Regions from separate parts of the Homo sapiens genome. Here all the other regions are linked to region 1. The links are chromatin contacts, found by Hi-C or POLR2A ChIA-PET in ENCODE. All regions are on one chromosome and are shown on one strand. The core of a region is the stretch at or near the end of the contact, and the rest is flanking DNA. Distances in the headings are between cores, read along the strand shown. Region 1 overlaps MDM4 (MDM4 regulator of p53). Region 2 overlaps ZBED6 (zinc finger BED-type containing 6). Region 3 has its middle 9.1 kb from the start of LEMD1.

Region 1 (3,581 bases), core at 1,081-3,580:
AGGTCATCATTTTTTCCCACTTCAATCACCTGTGAAGGCAAAAACATCTCATTAGTAATGTTTACTTGTTTTAGATGAGGCTAATTAACTGAAAGCAAAAAAGACAACTGCTTCAATTTAAAACTCACATTCTTCTCCCATCTCTAGCACTTAAGGAGACAGCTTAAATGCAAGACCAAACACATGATTCTGTACTTCTAGTTGGCATTTCAGTAGTAGCACAAACGACAGAAAAGCACCCAGAAGAGTTACCAAATAAATTTTGCATTCAGAAGAGAGAAGATGCCCATATTTATGACTTTAAAGAAAATAGCTGGGCATGGTGGCTATTTTACAGCCAGGTGCCTATAATTTCAGCACTTTGGGAGGCCAAGGCAGGAGGATACCTTGAGCCCAGGAGTTTGAAACTGGCCTAGGCAACAGAGCAAGACCCTGTCTCTGCAAAAAATAAAAAAAATTAGCCAGGTGTGGTGGTGCACGCCTGTAGTCCCAGTTACTTGGGGGCTGAGACAAGAGAATCGCTTGAGCCCAAGAGTTCCGGCTTGCAGTAAGCTATGATCTCACCACTGCACTCCAGCCTGGGTGACAGAATAAGAGCTTGTCTCTAAAACAATTTAAAAATAAATAAATAAATAATTTCAGAGTAGAAAAGCTCCAAATTGTTAAACGTGCAATTTTTTATCTAAGCAGACAGGAAGAATGAAACAAAGTATCTTAAAAATTTACTTTTCACTTTCAAAAGTGAAACTAGTTATGTGATACTCTGGCTGTCCTATAAAAACATGCCCACAGAAACAGAAACAAACAAAAAAAGTCCGTTTCAAAAGTAAGGAGTGTTCTAAATTTTAAAATTTAGAATTTAAAAATTTAAAGCCCTAGTTTTGTGGTCCAATAAAAAGAATAAAACCAATTATGAAACAATTATGAACCTCTGTACAGCAACCTTCTCACAAATGGCCAAGTATTTTAAGTCCCATCTCTCTCTATAGACGTTTCCTAGGCCAGGTATGGCTGCACATGCCTGTGACCCCAGCTACTTGGGAGGCTGAAGTGGAAGGACCACTTGAGCTAAGAAGTTTAAGACCAGGTTGGGCAAAACAGTGAGATCCCATCTCAAAAATAAATAAATAAAAGTTTCCAAATGTCACTTTTGTCTTAATTCAAGCCACCTGCATTCCTTCTAATGCTACCCATATAACTAGTCTAAGAGAACCCAGGTACCATTTGACTACAACGAATATACTAGGGTATCCTTCAGGAACTCAAAATTCTTATGAAAATCCCTTAAATAACTAAAAAGGATGACCCAATTTTTTCTTTGCTGTATTTATCCGATGGATGTTTACCAACACTCTTCTACATGCTGGCCACTGGATCTCCTCCCCAATTTCTTCTGAGTCTTGAGCAAGTTGCCTGTATGACTCTTCATCTGTACATGAGTACATACCATACACATGAGTACTTCATGAGTACATACCATATGTATGTACTCAGAGTTCAATCTCCCCTCTTTTCTACTATTTTAACACTAAAATAGCTACAAAGAAATAATCTTATCTTTCCATTTAGGTACAACATGGTTATGGAAGCTATCAAGATTTCCAAGAAATAAGTTTTCTCCTACAGACTGCTGTTCATTTACAACAGGGGTGTCCAACCTTTTGGCTTCCCTGGGTCACACTGGAAGAATTGTCTTGGGCCACACATAAAATACACTAACACTAATGATAACTGATGAGCTAAAAGGAGAAAAAAAATCGCAAGAAAACTCATAATGTTTTTTAAAAGTTTATGAATTTGTGTTGATTCAAAGTTGTTCTGGGCCGCATGTGGTCCACAGGCTGTGGGTTGGACAAGCTTGATTAGCACCTTACCTTGTTAGCAAAGGGAGAGAAAAGGTAGCTTGTTGCTATAATCAGGGGAAAAAAGAGTAGCTTACTGCTTTTGACTAAGTAGGGGCTTTTAAGGCAGCCCTGGTTAACATTACTTAATGTGAATCTTAAAATTGGATTGAAAAATTAATTAAAGTTAAAAAGGGGATTATGTGAGCAATCTGTTGTAAAAACAGATACAAAGAAATCTCAACAGATGATACTATGAGCACACAAACAGAATCAACATGGAATTTTTCCACAACATACCTTTTTGTCACTTACTTTCCCTACTTCTTCACTTGTTTGTTCAGTATCAGCAGCTTCAACTTTTATTCCAACACCTAACTGCTCTGATACTGACTCATTCAAAAACCACAAGTCATCTGTAGTATCTGAAACAATGGCAGTACCCACATCCTAACAGAAAAAAAACAAACATGAGTTTCTGTATTCAGAGGTTTATCAGAGATGTTGAAACAACACAAATGAACCCAAAACTCAATGTCGTCACACTACATCGCCAAAGAACATCTTGCCTTTATTCAGTGGACATGTATTCATTCAACATATATCTACTTGACACCTACTGTGGATAAACTAATGGATGGATATAATGGTGTCAGGCATGGACTTTTCTCTTTTAACACTAAATCAGGTATAACACCTAAGAAACAGTACTGAAGAGTTTAAAAGGTAAGGACTTGTAGTTGCTCAAGTAAATAGAATCTATTCCCTAAATTCCCTTCTACAGGTGACACTCTAAGAAGCTACAAAACATTCCATTAGTTCTGACATATTCTTTCCCTTAAAATGGTCAAGGATGTTTATTAAAGAAATATGAGAAATACTGATGGTCACCCAAACCTTTTGTCCTGACACTTTCTGAACTCCATATAGAACTAACCTTCTGCATTCATCTATGAATATTTCATGACATGCTTTTCTACAACATTCATGAGAGACAATTTATTATTTTGCACACTATTAAATACTCATCCATTTATTAAACAAATACTCACTGAATACCTATTATGTGCCACATACTGTTCTAGGTACCAGGTAATGGAAAAAGTAGTGAATAATACAAAAGCCCTGGCCTTACATTTCAGTGGTAAACAGACAACACATACATAAAATATAGCAATATTTTTACAAAGTGAGAAGTACTATGGAGAATAAAATAGGATAAAAGAGAAGAGTGGCTAGAGAGGAGGCTATTTTAACTAGGGATGGGTTTGGCAGGGCCACCACCTATAGCTACACAGCTCCAAAACAAAAAGCGAATGGATCCTACTGGAACTGTGTAACATAATAGCCTTTGTGGCCAGGGATGACCTCTTTGAAGAAATTACATTTGAGGTGAGTCCTAAATCATGAGAAGGCAAAGAAAGAATGTGGGGGAACAGTGTTCCAGAAAGAGTAAAGAACAAACTTAAGGTGCCTGAGGAAGGCAGCAATTTTGGGCTACAGTGTCAGAAAGGAGCCTAGTATATCCAAAACGCATGTAGTGAACAAAGAAGAATGACAGGAAGTGAGGAAGGAGGGGGCTGAATCAGTTATTACTATAGTAAAACAGGCGCACGCCACCACGCCTGGCTAATTTTTAATTTTTTGTAAAAATGGTGTCTATGTTGCCTAGGCTGGTCTCAAACTCCTGGGCTCAAGCAATCCTCCTGTCTCGGCCTCCCAGTGTTATAGGCTGGGACT
Region 2 (3,493 bases), core at 716-3,215, 720 kb after region 1:
ATATTTACCAATAAAGCTAGTATTATTCTAAAATTAACCTCAGAGGTACACTAGCCATCAGGTGTATCAATCCAACCTATTCTATTTAATCATCTGAAAACACAACTCCAAGGTTGCTATAAAGCAAGCCTTAAAAGAAGGTTTTTAGAACCATTTCTCTCTATATATACTACACTTCACACTATAAATTTTAAGGCTGGGGGCTGGGCGCAGTGGATTACCTGAGGTTGGGAGTTCGAGACCAGCCCAACCAACATGGAGAAACCCTGTCTTTACCAAAAATACAAAATTACCCAGGCGTGGTGGCGCATGCCTGTAATCCCAGCTACTCAGGAGGCTGAGGCAGCAGAATAGCTTGAACTGGGAGGTGGAGGTTGTGGTGAGCAAAGATTGCGCCATTGCACTCCAGCCTGGCAACAAAAGCAAAACTCTGTCTCAAAAAAAAAAAAAAAAAAAAAAAAAAAAAAAAAAAAAATTGGGGGTTGGAAATACAGAGCAATCAGGCTGACGTAAGCTCCAGAAGAAAATCCTAGCAGCTCTTGAGGAAGAACTCTTCTACTAGAAAATGACGTTTTTCCTTTTTTTTCTTTTTTGAGACAGAGTCTTGATCTGTCGCCAGGCTGGAATACAATGGTGCGATCTCAGCTCACTGCAACCTCTGCCTCCTGGGTTCAAGCAATTCTCATGCCTCAGCCTCCCGAGTAGCTGGGACTACAGGTGCATGCCACCCCGCCTGGCTAATTTTTTGTTTTAGTAGAGACGGGGTTTCACCATGTTGGCCAGGATGGTCTGGATCTCCCAACCTCATGATTCGCCCTCCTCGGCCTCCCAAAGTGCTGGGATTACAGGCGTGAGCCACCACGCCCAGCCTTTCCTCTCTTAATATAATTTCTTTTTAACCACTATAAGAACTTACAGAATTAATATAGTTCTTATATGATGTTCTTCAGAGCTATATTTTTCAAGATATACAAGTTCTTTCAGATTCTTTATTGTACCCAGCTCTGAAAAGTTAGGGACTGAAACACAGCTGCAGTGAATTAAAAGCAACCACAATTTAAATAAGTCTGTGTTTTACTTCAAACAGGCCATGGAAATGAAAATCTATTTGCTCATTTTGGCTGTTGCTTCTAGAAGCGTCCTTAGTATTCTTCCCTAGCAACATACAACTATCCATGCCAAAACGTGATGACTTACCACCTTGCTTCTTAGATTTTTCCTTCATTTTCTTTGACTTAATTTCCTCAAGAGTTTTTATTCCAAAATTCAAACATTCACCTGAAAATTCAAATAGAAATTTTATGAGGAACGGGAGCCTTTTCATCTTTGTATTTTATCTGTACATAGCAGGCATTTATTTTTGAATAAATGATCAACAGAAACTAAGTATAGGTAAGTATGCGTGTAGCATGGGAAAAAGAAGAGGGAGGTCAATGATTGTGAACTAAATTTCAAAGGTAGTTTCAACAGTGCTATAAGAGGCACCAATCTAGCCTCTTCTTACCTTGCTTTATATTGACTGCAGGTTTCCGGACAGAAGTCACTCGTAATCCATTGTGAACTTCAGGAGTTGGTTGCAGGGTAGGTGTTTTGGTTTCATCACCTTCCTCAGAAAACTGATCTATATATCAACATTTAAGGCAAATTCACAATTAAAAATACGCCTATAGCTTTAATCCTGATTCTGCCCAATTCACTATGAGACCCTATTTATTTGCCTTAAAGAAGGAGCCAGACAGAACTTACCATCATCATCTTCATCATCATCTGCAGCATTAATTACAACTGGTGGATGCGTGGGGCTAGGAACATTTTCGGAACTTTCTACTTTCATAACGCTCCGCAGCTGAGGGGAAGGATTGGACTGGACAGACAATTTGTTCTGCTGAACTGAAAGTTGGCTAGCCTTCACTTCCTCTTCTGGTGACTCAGGCACAGTGGGCAACACAGCTAAACGCACAAAATCAGTCATAAATTAAAAACAGAAGATACAACCCCAACTTACCAAAAATTCCTGACCACCTATGAAAACTATAGTGTATTTGTCTTATGAGCATTTATACTAAATTTCCTCATTTAAGTTCTAAAGTCCCAGGGAGGGAAAAGATGTGCTTTTACCTAATTAACTCTCCACTAACTCTCCACTGTACATAAACACAAAGTGGGCACTCAAAACAGAATCAACAGAAGACTAGAAGAAGCATAGTACCTGTTCACAAATTCTAGACCTTTAATTTTAATACTGCAATTCTAGGCTTTTTGCTCAGCAAAGAAGTAGCTTCTAAGACCCAAGCATATGACACTTACTTGAACCAAACCAGAAAGGAATAAGTCTACTTTTTTCCCTTAAATTGAGGTAAAAAGATGTAGCCATCAAATTTTAATCACGTAGCAACTGTGGCTTTTAAATGGCCAATTCCACTTTTAAATTACTTTAAAATGAACTTTGGGAATAACCACTAGCTTTTTAGTTTTATTTTAGATTATAGTCTAGAGTAGGGTTGGCAAATATTTTCTGTAAAGAGCCAGTTAATAATTTAGGCTTTGTGGGCCATATGGTTTCTGTCTCAACTACTCAATTCTATAGCACTAGCACAAAACTGATAATAGAAAATATGTAAATGAATGGGCAAGGCTATATTCCAATAAAACTTATTTTACAAAACAGGCAGAGGACCAGTTTTGCCAACCTTTGACCTAGAAAATCAAATTTATTTTGAAAACGTTTATGGGTCTGATAAGAATATGAGAAATGAAGTAAGTATAATAACTTAAATGGCATGCCAAGATATATAATGGTTCTAAGGCCAAGGATAAATCATTTAACCTTAATAAGATTCAGTTCACTTATCTGTAAAGTGGAAATAATTCTGCTGTTTCACAAGACTGAAAGGAGTCAATGTCTGAAAAGTACTGTTGTACAGTGTGCATAATAGGTGTTCATTTGATATTCTTTTAAAATTAAAAACTGATCTCACTTTTGCTCGGAGGTAGGAAAAGGCCATCAACATATCGTCCTCTATTGTGATGGAAAGCGCAGTTTAATTTTTGACATCCTGTTGGCTGATTTTCCCAATAACAAGGAATTTCACTGCGTTTTTTCTGTAAGAGGGAAAAACACATTGCTTTCAAATAAAACAGTGATACGTATATTCATGTGGCAGTTTGTTTTCTAGACAAAGTTCATACAGGGTTCAAAAATCCGAGGCATGTGAGATGAGATGATTTTTAGAAGGAAGAGAGATTGCTGAAAATAACATAACTTAGGCATGATGGAGAGCTGAATGGAGCAGGAGAGTAGTTTATGTTATTCTTTCCCTTTTTACCCTCATCCTGGAACCCCTAAAATGTCTACACTTAATTTAGAGAAGCAGGATGATACAGTAGTTTAAGTTTATGAAATCAAAGATAACGGTCTGAATCTCTATTATGTTACTTATTGGCCAGGTGGCCTTGGATAATTCATGCCTCTAAGCCTCACTTTCCTTAGCTA
Region 3 (3,395 bases), core at 636-3,135, 890 kb before region 1:
GGCAGGGTCTTACTATGTTGCCCAGGCTGGTCTTGAACTCCTGAGCTGAAGCTATCCTCCTGCCTTGGCCTTCCAAAGTGCTGGGATAACAGGCAAGAGCCACTGTGCCTGGCTGAGGTGGGATTTCCCGGGGACCCTCCTCTCTTCTTTGCCAGCGTCTACAGACTTCTGCCCATGGCTGTATGTACGCACGGACAGAGCTAGCAATGACCCTGCTGGCAGGTATGATAGGAAGCCTCTTCTGTCACAGGTAAGCCTTATTGTTCCCAAATTCCTCTCCTCTCCAAAGTCTGACATCTGAAATTTCATGAGTGCTTCCTCTCTTTGACTTCAGGTTTTGATCTCTTGGGGTTTGTAATCCAGAAAGGAAGCAACCACTGGGCAGTTTTCAGGCACTTGTCCCACAGCATCAGTGATTACCTCAGATTCCCTCTTGGAGCAGGTTTTGTTAGGATGAGGGGAAAGAGCCTGGGAGCAGTGCACACTGGGCCAAGGAGGGAGAGGCCCAAGCCGGTGGGAGACCGGGAGCACACAAAGGAGGAGTGGCTGGGGGCTCTCTGAACTTCCCTATCTCATTGCACTACCTGGCCAGGCCATGCATGTCTACACACACTTATGCTTGTCCACTCTTCAGCCCTCCTCCCTCCTTTTCCCTTCCTCTTCCTTTCTCTAACTCTTCTCCTGCTACCTTTTCCCTACCCTTCTTCCAAAGAGACAGTGAGAACCTCAAAGATATCACGTGGTTATCTGTCACACCCCACCACATTGCCTGGGACCAGAAGATTGGGAAGGGACTGCAGGCTGGTAATCCTAAAGCTTCTGTGTTGGGCGGGTGCGGTGGCTTACACCTGTAATCCCAGCACTTTGGGAGGTCGAGGTGGGTGGACCACGAGGTCAGGAGATCAAGACCATCCTGACCAACATGGTGAAACCCCGTCTCTATTAAAAATACAAAAATTAGCTGGGTGTGGTGGCACGCACCTGTAGTCCCAGCTACTCTGGAGGCTGAGGCAGGAGAATCTCTTGAACCCGGGAGGCGGAGGTTGCAGTGAGCCAAGATCGCACCACTGCACTCCAGCCTGGCAACAGAGCAAGACTCAGTCTCAAAAAAAAAGAAAGAAAGAAAGAAAAAAGCTTCCGTGTTGTTCTCCTGGCTTTGCCCCAGCTAAAATGTGTATTGGTGACCAGACAGACATGCGACTTTGTCTGGACCTCAGTTTCCCCTACTTATAAAGTGGGTGGAACTCTGCCTCCACCAACCTTCCACTCAATTGGCTATGGAGGGAAGAGCACAAGACTTGTTGTCTTTACTATCTGTGGCGGCCTAGAGAAGTCACTCAATCTCCCTAGACTTCTGTTTTTCATATGGAAAATGCAGATAATAATATCCACAAGTTTTTGCAGGGGTCAAGTCAGATAGCCTGTGCTCAAGTGCTTACCTAGCTCCCGGCCTGGCACAAAGCAGGTGTTCAATATGAGTTAACTGGAAGGTTCGTTGAAAAAATTAGGAATCGCAAGTGTGCATGTTGCACGTGTCACATGTTGCACTGCATCTAGCACGGTGTTGGGTACGAAGTAGACATTCAGTCAATATGCACAGGTCAAATTGAACTGAAAACTGGGTACGGAGAGGTCAGGAATGATTAAATTAGTTCACTTGTGTGTTGGCTAACGTCTCCTTTTTCAGGTAATAGACAAGAAATAGTGTGTAAATCTGCTTATCCCCAAAAGGCGTGTGACCTGTGCAGTGAAAGTGAGCTGGGGGTCCTCCGCCCCACCCCCAAGCTCGCTGGGCTCTCTAGGACAAGTCTCTTCCTCCTGCTGCATTTTAGGGAGCATCCTGCAGACGGCGCTCTCCCATCATCTCAGCCTCAGCCGAATTGAGCTGGGGTAGGGAGCGAGGGGTGAGGGGAAGTGTGAAGGAAAAACAGCCCCACGCGTCACTCACATATTTACATCTGAACTGTCAAAATAGTTATTTTTAAGTCGAGTTCCGTCTGCTGCGAGTTTAAAACTGAGCGGCGCGGGGGCGGGGCGCCCCACTGCGGAGGGAGGGCGGCTGGAGCCGCGGCCTGAGTGCGCGTGCGCAGTGCGCCTCGCCGGCTGCTTGGGGGTCCCCCGGCTGAGTGGGAAGCTCCTGGGGCAGTGTGGGCGCGGAGGTGTGCGTGTGGAAGACCGGCTCTTCCTTTGGCCACTTTGCACCTAGCTGGGGAGCTGCGTAAACTGTTGGCGTCCGCGTGGTCTGCCATTCCTGGTTCTCCACGGTGATGGGCGGCTTTCTCCTGTCTCATGGGAACCACGCATCCCATTCCAGGAGGAAGATCTGTCTTGTTCTTACCTCCTCTGGATGACTTTGGTTGTCCACCCCTACCCTACTCTCCCACCCCGTCCCTGACAACGTCTGGAAATTCTCCATAGCCTCCCTCTATACTTCCTAGTTACAACTGGGATCCATGCCCATCTCTAAAACAAGACTTCATGGGCTCCATTCAGATCCAGGTCTGATTTGAGGATGCCCCTCCGCCCAGCCGTCTTCAACACAGCCCTTCCTAAGAGGGAAGGAGCTGGGGGCTTCTACGGGAGCTGGTCAGCGCTTGGGCGGGCCTGAAGCCGAGGACCCTTGGGTGTGCAAGCAGCAGAGAGAATGACTTGGCCTTCTATGTGGCAAGAATTCATTTTTCTCTGCAAAGTGAGGAGCCTGCTGGTTTGACACTCAGGATGCTTCTTTCTTGCTCTCTCGATTGCTCTCTCAGGGGCAGTGGGATTTGAGACAGACGCTGCCTGGCCCTGCTGCCATTAATATGTGTCCCAGCCCTGTCCAATGTCTGCTCTGTAATGAGTAGTGTTTCGGAATGTCACCTCTGTTAATGGGGAAGCGACACCTGTGCACAGCCGGAACCACCTCTCTGTCTTCATTAGGCAGTCCGCGGCCTGGCTGCCGGCTGCCCTCGCTGGGTGACAGATGATGGGGATGAGGAGTGAGAGCAGCAGCCTCCTGCTGTCCAGGATTCATTCCCAGACAATGACCCCAAATGCCTGTCCCTGCTCCCCCCACCCCCCAACATCAAAATAGCCGAGAAAAATGCCCTTCTCGGGTAAGGTGCGGCAAGGACAGATAATAGCTAAAAAGCATGCTAAGGAGAGTAGAGGAGTCATTTCCAGAAACAGACCTGTGCTAGCCACTGTGATCTCCGGTTTAGATTGCATTTGGGGGTCTCTTCCTCCCCCAACCCCGGCTATCTCCACAGGCCATCTTTTATGCCTCTTCTAATAAATCTGTCCCCCATGCAAAAGTCACAGTGTGAGGGCATAATGGATGTTCTAATTCCAGATTTCTCTCTAGCCCAGAGCTGCATATGGCCTCCCAGCAAAATCCTGATCCTTTCAAATCTCAG

The links. A loop is a pair of places that touch in the nucleus more often than their neighbours do. ChIA-PET counts read pairs that join two places held with the same protein, here RNA polymerase II (POLR2A). Pooled maps may share reads with other maps.
Region 2: a loop to region 1 is called in a pooled map of psoas muscle, with 3 times the contacts of the local background. The contact joins two enhancer-like sites. A Hi-C loop is called at or near these places in 1 of 168 maps with a recorded cell type or tissue (psoas muscle), 1 of 37 single-sample maps with no recorded cell type and 4 of 50 pooled maps.
Region 3: a loop to region 1 is called in a map of breast epithelium, with 31 times the contacts of the local background. The contact joins two enhancer-like sites. A Hi-C loop is called at or near these places in 1 of 168 maps with a recorded cell type or tissue (breast epithelium). POLR2A ChIA-PET finds 5 or more read pairs at or near these places in 2 of 52 experiments (K562 and T-cell).

The regions. Positions count from the first base shown.
Region 1 is chr1:204,543,245-204,546,825 of GRCh38, reverse strand. MDM4 (MDM4 regulator of p53) reads right to left here. Exons shown (of 11, transcript NM_002393.5): 9 at 2,142-2,291; 10 at 1-29. Among named protein-coding and RNA genes, the nearest start is that of LRRN2-AS1, 19 kb to the left of the region's middle. Within about 2 kb of position 2,330, at least 5 of the 41 ENCODE cell types and tissues checked have a DNase peak (open chromatin) inside an H3K27ac peak, as active enhancers do.
Region 2 is chr1:203,827,908-203,831,400 of GRCh38, reverse strand. It overlaps ZBED6 (zinc finger BED-type containing 6), which reads right to left. Exons shown (of 17, transcript NM_001395895.1): 4 at 2,979-3,102; 5 at 1,747-1,950; 6 at 1,505-1,621; 7 at 1,198-1,278. ZC3H11A (zinc finger CCCH-type containing 11A) reads right to left here. Exons shown (of 18, transcript NM_001376342.1): 5 at 2,979-3,102; 6 at 1,747-1,950; 7 at 1,505-1,621; 8 at 1,198-1,278. Among named protein-coding and RNA genes, the nearest start is that of SNRPE, 32 kb to the left of the region's middle. Within about 2 kb of position 1,965, at least 2 of the 41 ENCODE cell types and tissues checked have a DNase peak (open chromatin) inside an H3K27ac peak, as active enhancers do.
Region 3 is chr1:205,429,446-205,432,840 of GRCh38, reverse strand. It overlaps a transcript of LEMD1 not described here. Among named protein-coding and RNA genes, the nearest start is that of LEMD1, 9.1 kb to the right of the region's middle. RefSeq lists silencers at 1,836-1,885, 2,106-2,155. Within about 2 kb of position 1,885, at least 6 of the 41 ENCODE cell types and tissues checked have a DNase peak (open chromatin) inside an H3K27ac peak, as active enhancers do.